Regions from separate parts of the Homo sapiens genome. Here region 2 is linked to region 1. A link is an interaction called in ENCODE POLR2A ChIA-PET data of the cell type or tissue named here. Cell type or tissue: PC-9. All regions are shown on one strand. Each heading gives the region's core, and the rest is flanking DNA. Links, peaks and the distances in the headings are about the cores only. Region 1 has its middle 8.4 kb from the start of LARS1. Region 2 has its middle 33 kb from the start of PLAC8L1.

The links. ChIA-PET counts read pairs that join two places held together with the same protein. Peaks named below come from ENCODE experiments on the same cell type or tissue, not always from the same donor. Only the 100,000 strongest peaks of a DNase experiment are listed, where the experiment ranks them.
Region 2: POLR2A ChIA-PET joins it to region 1 with 9 read pairs; 5 of 35 experiments call an interaction of 5 or more read pairs at or near these places.

Annotation. Positions count from the first base shown.
Region 1 is chr5:146,188,311-146,193,691 of GRCh38, reverse strand. No RefSeq gene overlaps it. Among named protein-coding and RNA genes, the nearest start is that of LARS1, 8.4 kb to the right of the region's middle. In PC-9, for the core only: no CTCF peak of the experiment used is centred there; DNase peaks (open chromatin) are centred at 2,651 and 5,141; H3K27ac peaks cover 719 bases.
Region 2 is chr5:146,070,374-146,075,754 of GRCh38, reverse strand. It overlaps a transcript of SH3RF2 not described here. Among named protein-coding and RNA genes, the nearest start is that of PLAC8L1, 33 kb to the left of the region's middle. RefSeq lists enhancers at 1,300-1,469, 1,161-2,113, 2,114-3,068. In PC-9, for the core only: no CTCF peak of the experiment used is centred there; no DNase peak of the experiment used is centred there.

The DNA of each region.
Region 1 (5,381 bases), core at 176-5,175:
AAATTAGAGAAAGCATGGTAGTTCTCCTAAACAGCTTTACTGTAAAGGGGAGTAGAGCAATGAAGGTACTGGACGGTACTGGAAGGGTATTGTGGGATAGGGCAAAGGATAGGGTTTGTTGGCATTTTGTTCAGTTTGGTTTTGCTTGCTTGTCTGCTTGCATTAGGTTAGAAGATATGTGTGAATGCAGACAAGTATGATCTAGAGAGAAAAAATCTGATGATGCAAGAGGTGAGATAAGAAACTAGAGGAATAAAAGCTCTTAATGGGCAAAAGACAATGGGGTCTAATGTACCAATGGAGCATAGGTCTTAATAGGAGCCCTAATTGTTGTTCACTGTAAGTGACAAAAAGAGCACATATTAGTGGATAGAGGTGTGATAGTAGCTGTAGTAAAAGGAAGTCATGAAAGTTGTATATTGATTTCTTCTATGCTGTCAGTGAATGAAGAAGCTATCCAGTAGAATGTGAGAAGCGGAGGCTGGATGTTTGAAAAGAGAGGTATGAGGAGAAAAGTATATTTGGTTTCTCAAACATTTTAAGCTCACTTAGGAGGCTGAGGCAAGAGGATTGCTTGAGACCAGGAAATCAAGGCTGCAGTGAGCCATGACTACACCATTGCACCCCAGCCTGGGTAGCAGAGTGAGACCCGGCCTCAAAAAAACAAAAACAAACAAAAAAATTAGGCTCTTTCCCACTTCATGCCTTTGCACTTGCTAGTACTCCTGCCTGGAACTCTTTTACATACATCTTTGTGTGGCTGACTTTTTTTTCTCAACTCAAGTATCACCTCTTCGGGATGGCCTTGACCATCCAACCTAAACCATCACCTCACTTCCCTCCCCTAGTTACTCTCTATTGCATCATCCTGGTTTATCTTCTTTATAGCATATCTCACTATATAAAATGTTTTTTTCATTTATTTGTGCTCTCTCTGCCCCACCCCATCTAGAATATAAATTTTCATGAGGTCAGGAATTTTGTGTTCTTTGTTAAGTTTGTTTTTTTGTTTTGTTTTGTTTTGTTTTGTTTTAGACAGTCTCTCTCTGTTGCCCAGGCTGGAGTACAGTGGTGCAATCTGTACTCACTGCAACCTCCGCCTCCTGGCTTCAAGTGATTCTCCTATCTCAGCCTCCCAAGTAGTTGGGATTACAGGCACGCACCACCATGCCCAGCTAATTTTTGTATTTTTAGTAGAGACAGGGTTTCACCATGTTGGCCAGGCTGGTCTCGAACTCCTGACCTCCAGTGATCTGCCCATCTCGGCCTCCCAAAGTGCTGGGATTACAGGCATGAGCCACCGCGCCCGGCCTTCTTTGTTGAGTTTTATCTGTAGCACTGAGAAAGAAATCCCTAGGACATAATGGAGGCTTGGCCAGGCACAATGGCTCACACCTGGAATCCCAGCACTTTGAGAGGCTGAGGTGGGAGGATCACTTGAGACCAGACGTTTGAGACCAGCCTGGGCAACATAGTAAGATCCTGTTTCTATAAAACATTAAAAAACAAGCTGGGCATTGTGGTGTGCACCTGTAGTCCTAGCTACTTGGGAGGCTAAAGTGGGAGAATTGCTTGAGGCTGGGAGGTCAGGACTGCAGTGAGCCATGATCATCCCACTGCATACCATCCTAGGTGACAGAGTGAGACCCTGTCTCAAAAAAAAAAAAAAAGATGGTTAATAAATATTTAATGGATAATCTAATATAATCATCTATTTACTAGAGATGATTACTAGATGAGTACCATGATTATCACCATGCTACAGGTGCAGACAGGTCAAGGTCACACGACAAGTTATGGATGGGGGTGGGGTTCATGATTCAAAGTCAGGCAATCCCACTCCAGAATTCACAGTCTCAGACTCTATATGGAATAGGATGTAGAGGAAGATACTAGACTTCTGGCTAATAAGATATTAGGGATCTGACCAATTACTAGGAAAAAAAAGGGTATGACCGTGGTTGTTTCTCCAGTTCATATAGTTTACACCAGTCTAATCTTATTGATACAATAGAGGCAGGAATCTTAAACTTTGGAAATGCACAAAAATAAATTCTAAAAAAACTCAGTGAGGTTGGAATCTCAATAATATATGATTGGCTGTCTTTACCTATTTCTTTATTTTATTTTATTTTATTTTTAGACAGAGTTTCGCTATCGTTGCCCAGGCTGGAGTGCAATGGCGTGATCTCGGCTCACTGCAACCTCCACCTCTCAGGTTGAAGCGATTCTCCTGCCTCAGCCTCCCAAGTAGCGAGATTACAGGTGTGTGCTCCCATGCTTGGCTAATTTTTGTATTTTTTGTAGAGACAGGGTTTCACCATGTTGGCCAGGCGGGTCTCGAACTCCTGACCTCAGGTGATCCACCTGCTTCGGCCTCCCAAAGTGCTGGGATTACAGGCGTGAGCCACCGCACCCAGCCTACCTGTTTCTTTTTCTCTCTTCTTTTCTTCCTTCTTTTCCCCTTTTCCTTCCTGTCTCCCTCTTTCCCTTTCTCCTTCCCTTCTTTCCTTTTTTTCTTCCATCTCTTGTAGAGCCTTTAGACTGCTCCATAATGGTGATGCTAATGGTGGAGACATTAACAGTAGTGGTGGGTAGGTTGGCTATTTAGAAACCACAAGCCGTGTTTTGATGATTCAGGTGTCACCTTTCCCATATGAGCCCATGACACAGCCTTTCATCCTCTGTGGAATGTTGATGAGATGGCAGGCTGAATCTTGTGGGTTCTAAGTCTGGAGTAGTATAGCATGAGTTAGTGATTTTTAATTTCTGGGAGTTACGAATATACCACTTTAGAAGAAATCTAGAAAACAGGGATTTCTCAAAAATTTGGCACCAGAGAAGTACAACTTCTTTAATTTGGTTACATTTATCTAAATAAAAAGGCAGTTTCTCTAATTATCATGGCTACTTGTTCTTGTTCCTAGCTCATGTCAATCAGATTTAGAATTTTCATTAATTAACTGACCAAACTGGATTCCAGTAGTTTTAACCTTTCCCTTCTTCCCTCCCTCTCTTCCTCCCTCCCTTTCTCCTTTCCCTCCCTCCCTCCTTCCCTCCCTCCCTCCCTCCCTCCCTTCCTTCCTTCCTTCCTTCCTTCCTTCCAGCTTAATATTTCCTGAACACTTACCACATTCTAGGCATTGGGCTAATCATCTTGGCTTAGCTCCTTTTATTCTCATAGCAAGCCTAAGAGGTAGGTATTATCATTATCTCGTGGGTCCCATGATAACCCAGAGGTCCGAGGGTTGAAAGAACTTGCTTAAAGCCATAGAGCTAGCCTGGGACACAGCATCAACGCAAACCCAGGCACCTGACTCCAAAGCCCGTGAATGCAACCACCACCCTGACCCTGCCTACCTCTGCTGACCCATTAGCTTTGTCTGAAGTTGCATGCAGAGCGACCCCAGCATCAGCTAAACCTGTAAGTCCTAAAAAATCCTACCTTCGAGCCGGGCGCGGTGGCTCACGCCTGTAATCCCAGCACTTTGGAAGGCCGAGGTGGACAGATCACGAGGTCAGGAAATGGAGACCATCCTGGCTAACAGAGTGAAACCCCGTCTCTACTAAAAATACAAAAAAATTAGCCAGGCATGGTGGCGGACGCCTGTAGTCCCAGCTACTGGGGAGGCTGAGGCAGGAGAATGGAGTGAACCCGGAAGGCGGAGCTTGCAGTGAGCCAAGATCGCTCCACTGCACTGCAGCCTGGGCGACAGAGCAAGACTCCGTCTCAAAAAAAAAAATTAAAAAAAAAAAAATCCTACCTTCTTCTCTTTATTCTTCTACTCTTCGCTTGTGTCAATTAAAAAAGAAATCTGTTTGCCATTCAGGAAGCATTCAGGTAAAGGCAGAACACAGATGTAGAAGAAAAAAACATTGAAAAACAAAAAGTCCCTAAAAGGGTAGGGAAATAACGCTATTCATTGAATGCCACACGCCTTAGGAGCAGAAGCATATAAAGAAGTTCCCACAATTTTTTCCTCAGAGAAAGAACTTTGTCATCTGAAGGTAGGGAAGCTAGGTAAGTATGCACGAAAAACAAATACAAAAGGACTCACAGACAAGCTAAAACTAATTATAGCCTTAGGGATCTAAATTTAGAAATGCTAACAAATTACCAAATTGAGCAGAGTGACCAGTGGGATGGGTTTAAAAATAAATCGGGGGGTCAGGCGCGGTGGCTCACGCCTGTAATCCCACCACTTTGGGAGGCCGAGGCCGGTGGATCACCTGAAGTCGGGAGTTTAAGACCAGCCTGACCAACCTGGAGAAACCCTGTCTCTACTAAAAATACAGAATTAGCTGGGTATGGTGGCGCATGCCTATAATCCCAGCTACTAGGGAGGTTGCGGCAGGAGAATCGCTTGAACCAGGGAGGCGGAGGTTGCGGTGAGCTGAGATCGTGCAATTGCACTCCAGCCTGGGCAACAAGAATGAAACTCCGTATCAAAAAAATAAAATCAATCAATCAATCAATCGGGGGAGGCTGGGCATGGTGGCAATGCCTATAATCCCAGCACTTTGGAAGGCCAAGGCAGGTGGATCACCTGAGGTTAGTAGTTCAAGAGCAGCCTGACCAATATGGTAAAACCCTGTCTCTACTAAAAATGCAAAAATTAGCCAGGCATAATGGCACGCCCCTGTAATCCCAGCTACTCAGGAGACTGAGGTAGGAGAATTGCTTAAACCCGGGAGGCAGAGGCTGCAGTGAGCCGAGATTGCACTACTGCACTCCAGCCTGGGTGATAGAGCAAGACCCCGTCTTGGAAAAAAAAAAAGTTAAAAATAAATAAATCAGGGAGGAATTGAGTTTTGTTGTGAGGTTTTGAAGAATGAATGCGATATGGTTTGAAAGTTGTAAAAGGTATAACACACAATTACATTGTGATAACTAGCTCAGTTAAGCCAGGGAAGAGATTATTATGGGGCACACGTAAGCTTTTTCCATTTTAATCAGACTAATGTTTATAGATCAATATTAAAAATAGCTGACATTTTAAAATGCTTACTATATGCCAGACATACACACATACATAAACAGAGTTTATACACATATTATTTCTTTAATCCTCATAGCAATCCTATGAGTTACACATTATTATCCCTATTTCACAGAGTGGTTAGCTGAATTGTCTGAGGTCACCCGGCTAGTAAATGATGATCTCTGTCTGAATCACAGCCTAAGTTCTTATCCACTATGACACCTTTCTAAATTCTTTTGTATAGAGGGTATTTTACATAGGCTAGCAAATAATTGACAATTCCCAATTAAGAAGCCATATTACTAAGCTGTAACACATATATTTTCTAAGTATCTCTTGAATCTGTCTACATTTCTCTATCTTTACGGTCACCACCATAGTCCAAGACCCCATCACCTT
Region 2 (5,381 bases), core at 165-5,164, 120 kb after region 1:
AAGGCTGGAGTACAGTGGTGCCACCTTGGTTCACTGCAACCTCCGCCTCCCGGGTAGCTGGGATTACAGGTGCCCACTACCATGCCCAGCTAATTTTTGTATTTTTAGTAGAGATGGGGTTTTGCCATGTTGGCCAGGCTGGTCTCAAACTCCTGACTTCAGTTGATCCACCCGCCTTGGCCTCCCAAAGTGCTAGGATTATAGGCATGAACCACTCTGTCTGTACTTTCACTCAACCTTAACTGAGGTGGAAAGCAGTTAGCAGCCACAGACTGGAGCCAGATTGCCTGGGTTTATTTCCAAACCCCACAGTTCCTAGCCTTGTGACCCCATGGACGTTTTTTAATCTCTCTAGGCCTTAGTTTCTACGATTAACATGGGGGTAGTAATAGTATTTATTTTATCTGTTTGTGGGAATTTTAAATAAGTCGATGTTTGATATAAGTAAAGCACATAGAATAGTGTCTGACACATAGCAGGTGCTCTATAATTGTTGGCTCAAAATTATTATTATAGATTAAAAGACCTCCTGAAGGATATTTCTTGTGATCCTGCTTCATAATTATCTCAAAGAATAGAAAATCCTACAGGTAGAAACAGGTCATTAAACAGTGGCTGTCACATTTGTTACTGGAGTTTCTTATGCCCTAAAAACCTGTCTCAGTTTCCTAAGTTGAGTTCTTTAAACTTTACATTCCTGTCTATCAAAGGATAATAATGGATAGTAACAAAGATAATAATACCTTAGTGTTTATTTTGTATGGTGTTGTGAGATGTCTTCTATTATTATTCCCTTTATATAGATGAGAAAACTGAGACTTAGATAGGTGAAGTGACTTACCTAAAGTCACACAGCAAGTCACACTTTAGGTACAACTCAGGTGTTCCAAATCTATAGCCTGGGCTTTGAAATGCTGTGCCAGAGAAAGGTTGGGGGAGTGAGGGGGAGACAGAAACAGAGAGAGAGAGAGAGAGAGAGAGGGCAGAGGGCTGAAGGGAGGAAGAGAAGAGACTCACAACTAGTAATAAGTATTTTCTGAATGAGTAAGTGGGTGCAGAAATTCAATAACTATACCCTAATGATAACGAAGGAAATTATATTTTATGTTTCATGTATACAATTCCAAACAACCATTTTGGCTGGTTTTTTTGTTTTGTTTTGTTTTGTTTTTTTTTTAGATGTCAGTTTGCTTATTGTTTGCTGCCTAGTTACTGCTTTAAAGCACTGCCAGGGCCAGTTCCTCTGAAAGGTGAGTTCTTAAGATCTCACAGTCCTGAATGCTGGTGCCTAAGCCAAGTCCCTCGTTGTAGAGATGGGGAACGCGGTGGAGAAAAGGGCGGTAATTTGCCTCTCCGCTTGTAATAACTCCAGTGGCATCTTCCCTATGTTCATCCTTCCTATGACAGGCCTTCTTGTCAGGATAAAAGGGGATTCATTTATTCTCCAATTGTTCATTCAACAAATACTTATTGTATGATAAAAAATGTTTGATAAATGAAAAAGTGTTAATGGCGGTGAAACCCCGTCTCTACTAAAAATACAAAAAATTAGCCGGGCGTGGTGTTGGGCGCCTGTAGTCCCAGCTACTCGGGAGGCTGAGGCAGGAGAATGGCGTGAACCCGGGAGGCGGAGCTTGCAGTGAGCCAAGATCGCGCCTCTGTACTCCAGCCTGGGCGACAGAGCGAGACTCTGTCTCAAAAAAAAAAAAAAAAAAAAAGAGTGTTAATGAAACCTACCCCATGGAGAGTTTCATGGACAGGGGACAGGTTGAGCTTGTTCCTGCTATTCCCACTATGCTGCGTGTCTGGTTCCCTCTTAGTCTTCGGGTCTCAACTCGAATGTCATCCCTTTGGAGAACCTTCCCTGGCCACCCTACGTAATATAGCTCATGCCCCTCAGCCATTCTCTGTCCCATCACTTTGTTTCTTTCATAACATCTGACATGTAGAAATTCTCCTGCTTCTTTGCCATTTACTCCACTTCCTGCAGGTAGGAACCTTATCTGTGTTGTTCACTGCTGTATCCCAACTGTACGGAACAACACCTGGCACATAGCCCATAGTAGATGCTCAGTTGATATCCGTTGAAAAAAAAATGAGTAAGTGAATGAAGTGACATTGATTTTTGCCCAGGAAGAAAACATTCTGCGACTTTAAATGGAGATGGAGTGGGAGCAGCACTTGCCTGGAGCCCATAGGTCATAATGGACGCCCAGCGGGGGTTTAATCAGCATTTTCTGAATTACAAAGTGTGCCAGGGACATTTAATTTCTGTTAATTGGCACCAAGGAGGAGAGGTTGTTATCGAAATCACCAGCCAGCTGGAAGCATGTCCGTGTCAGACCTATTTGCAAATCAGAATGGACATTTCATAAACTGTGTCAACCTTGGGAAGCTGCAAGTGCCCAGAGGGGCAACACTAATGTGCTTGCTGGCTGCATTCTGGGGTACACACAGCCCTAAATCTGAAACCTTCAGCAGATGAGGTGGTGAGGCCGTGGGGACCACCAGATGAGAAAAGACTGACGAGGATTATGGCATAAAATGCATTTTAAAATAATTGTCATATTGCCCCAACCCTGGCACCGTTGACCAGCTTATCTGAAAGGTCAGAGAACAAAGAAGCTGAGATTTCTTGTCCTTCAGAGCTGGCCCCATCTTTGCTAACGGTTGCCCTGGACAAGGGGACAATAATACAACTCATGGGGGGCTTGTGAAGATTAAATGAGAAAATGAATGTAAATAATGATAATGGTAGCAAACATTAAAGTATTTTCTTGTGCTAGGCACTGTGCTAATGACTATTTACATTGTCTCACTTAATCCCCACCAAACCACTTGAGGAAAGCACAATTAATACCTGCATTTTACAAGGGAGGGAACTACAGGTTGGAAAAGTTAAATGACTTGCCCATGATGACACAGCAGGGAAACACGGGGCCTGTATTTGGATCCAGGTCATCTGACTCTACTGGGCTCTTAGCAACCCTGTAGTTACAAACCCTCTAAGGGATTCACTAGGTACCTGCATTTAGTCAACAACTAATGAATGGCAGCTAGTAAGAGATTCTGTTCTTTTTTTTTTAAGATGGAGTCTCACTCTGTTGCCAGGCTGGAGTGCAATGGTGCAATGTTGGCTCACTGCAACCTCTGCCTCCCGGGTTCAAGTGATTCCCCTGCCTCAGCCTCCCAAGTAGCTGGGACTACAGGTGCCCGCCACCACGTCTGGCTAATTTTTGTATTTTTAATAGAGACGGGGTTTCACCATATTGGCCAGGCTGGTCTCAAACTCCTGACCTTGTGATCCGCCTGCCTCAGCCTCCCAAAGTGCTGGAATTACAGGCGTGAGCCACCATGCCCAGCCTGAGATTCTATTTTTATATTTAGCATTCTTCTTGCTCATCCTGCTTTCAAGCCCATGTCATCCTGCAAACTTCTCCAACAGCTACCACTTCTGGGTCCCTTTCTGCATACCAACATCTGGCCTCGTGTCACTTGATTTTCCCAATCACAGTGTGAAGTGCTGATTATTGTTCCCACTTTTCTGATGAGTAAAGAAAGGCTCAGAGAGGTTTGTTAACTTGGTTCAAGGTCAGATAGCTGACAAGTGGGGTCAGGATTTGAACCCAGGGATATATGACTCCAGAGTCCAGGCACTTCCCTTTTCATGTCACATTTCTCTGTGCTGCTCATTTTTCAAAATCTTTCTTCTTCACGAAGCTCTCTTAACAACTAAAACACTCTCACTGTTCTCTCCTCTCACTTCTGTCTGATAGAGCCTAGCTTGCTATTGTACTCTGTTTTGAATTGTGCCTCTACATCCAATAAATGGTAATAGCTACCACTTATTGAACAATTCTATGTACCCAATACCATACTCAGAGCTGGACATGCCTGAACTTGCTAAATCCTGCTGAGAACTCTACTAGGAGGTGCATAGTCTGATCCTCATTTTACAAATGAGAAAACGAGGTCTAGGGTTGTGTCACTTTTCCAAGTTTCTTTAGTTATTTGCCAAAGGAAACATAGCTAGTAACAAAGCTGTGACAAAGATCCAGGTGATCCAGTTCCAAATCTCATCATCCCAGCTATTATATTAATTACTTCTCCAGATCTTGTGACATTCTAGTGGACTGGGAACATAGCTGGTCCTTGACTGATGCTTTTAGTTCTCTGTTGGAGGCCCCCATAACAAAGAAGTCCTAAGCTCCAAAACTTGCCAACATCTAAAAACAACTTACGCTTAAAAAAGAATTCAGCTTATAAATAGAATGTGCAGAACAGAATATTTAGAAATGTAGTTCTGATATCTAAAATTAGCCTTCCCTTCAAAACAGTATCACCCCTTCTGACTGTTTGACTGTTGTTCCTTGTCGTGGAGGCTAGCGCTATCTAAGCTGTGACTGACATGTCCTCTTCGTGCAATGCAGTCCTCTACCCTCTCCTTGACAGAGACATAAGACATCTCTTATGGAATTGGAGAGAAGGTGGTGGTGGGGCTTGCAGGAATCTGGGTACAACCTTTTGAAGGCACTATTTATTTGAATTCCTTTTTGGACCTCCAGGCCTGTTTTAGCTGCCTCTGTACATTTTGATTCAAGCTTCCTTTCTACTTATTTGTGAGGGTCTCCTGAATGCAAATAGCCTTCACAATCCTCTTGGATGGTCAGGGAGTTGTGATTCTCATGGGAAGGTCATTAGGATGGTGCTAGCCTCCAGGACATGTGTGACCTATAGCAGTCAAACCCTGACATCAAAAATGGCTCTCATTAAGTCGGTCGGTCATGCTAGCACTGATTCCAAGAGCATTAACACAAAATGCACATAGTGCACAAAACAGCCTCTGCAGATGTCTTTTGCCTTTCTCCCTAGGCCTTGGCTGGCATCCTTTTAGTCCTTATCAGGCTGCAGCTCTTGTCCATCCAGCAGTGACCCCATTTGCCTAATTAGTTTGCATCTGTGGGTGTGTATCTACCCCCCAAAAGAAATTGCATTTGAACTTCGGATAAACACCAGCAAGGAACACTGGAAGAAGATGTCAGCTCTCTGAGCCCTTTTGTTCCTGCAGAGGAGATGGAAGTGGGGGTCATTTTGGAGATCATATCCCTCTTCTTGTGGGACTCTGCTCTGTATCATTTAGAGTGAGGACAGGCAAAACCAGAAATAATCTCATGAAGAGAGAGTGACCTGGGGAATGCAAAATGATCATTGTGTTTTGATGTCAATGATCCAGAACCACATTGTAAGCTTCAGTTCTTTTTCAAGTGGCTTGGCTGTGTCTGGCAACTTTTGGAGCAGGGGTAGATTTGCTTTTTGGATTTCTCTGTGCATAAAACTCTCAGTTATCTTACTTCTCACCCCTACTTGTTGGACAGCAAGAC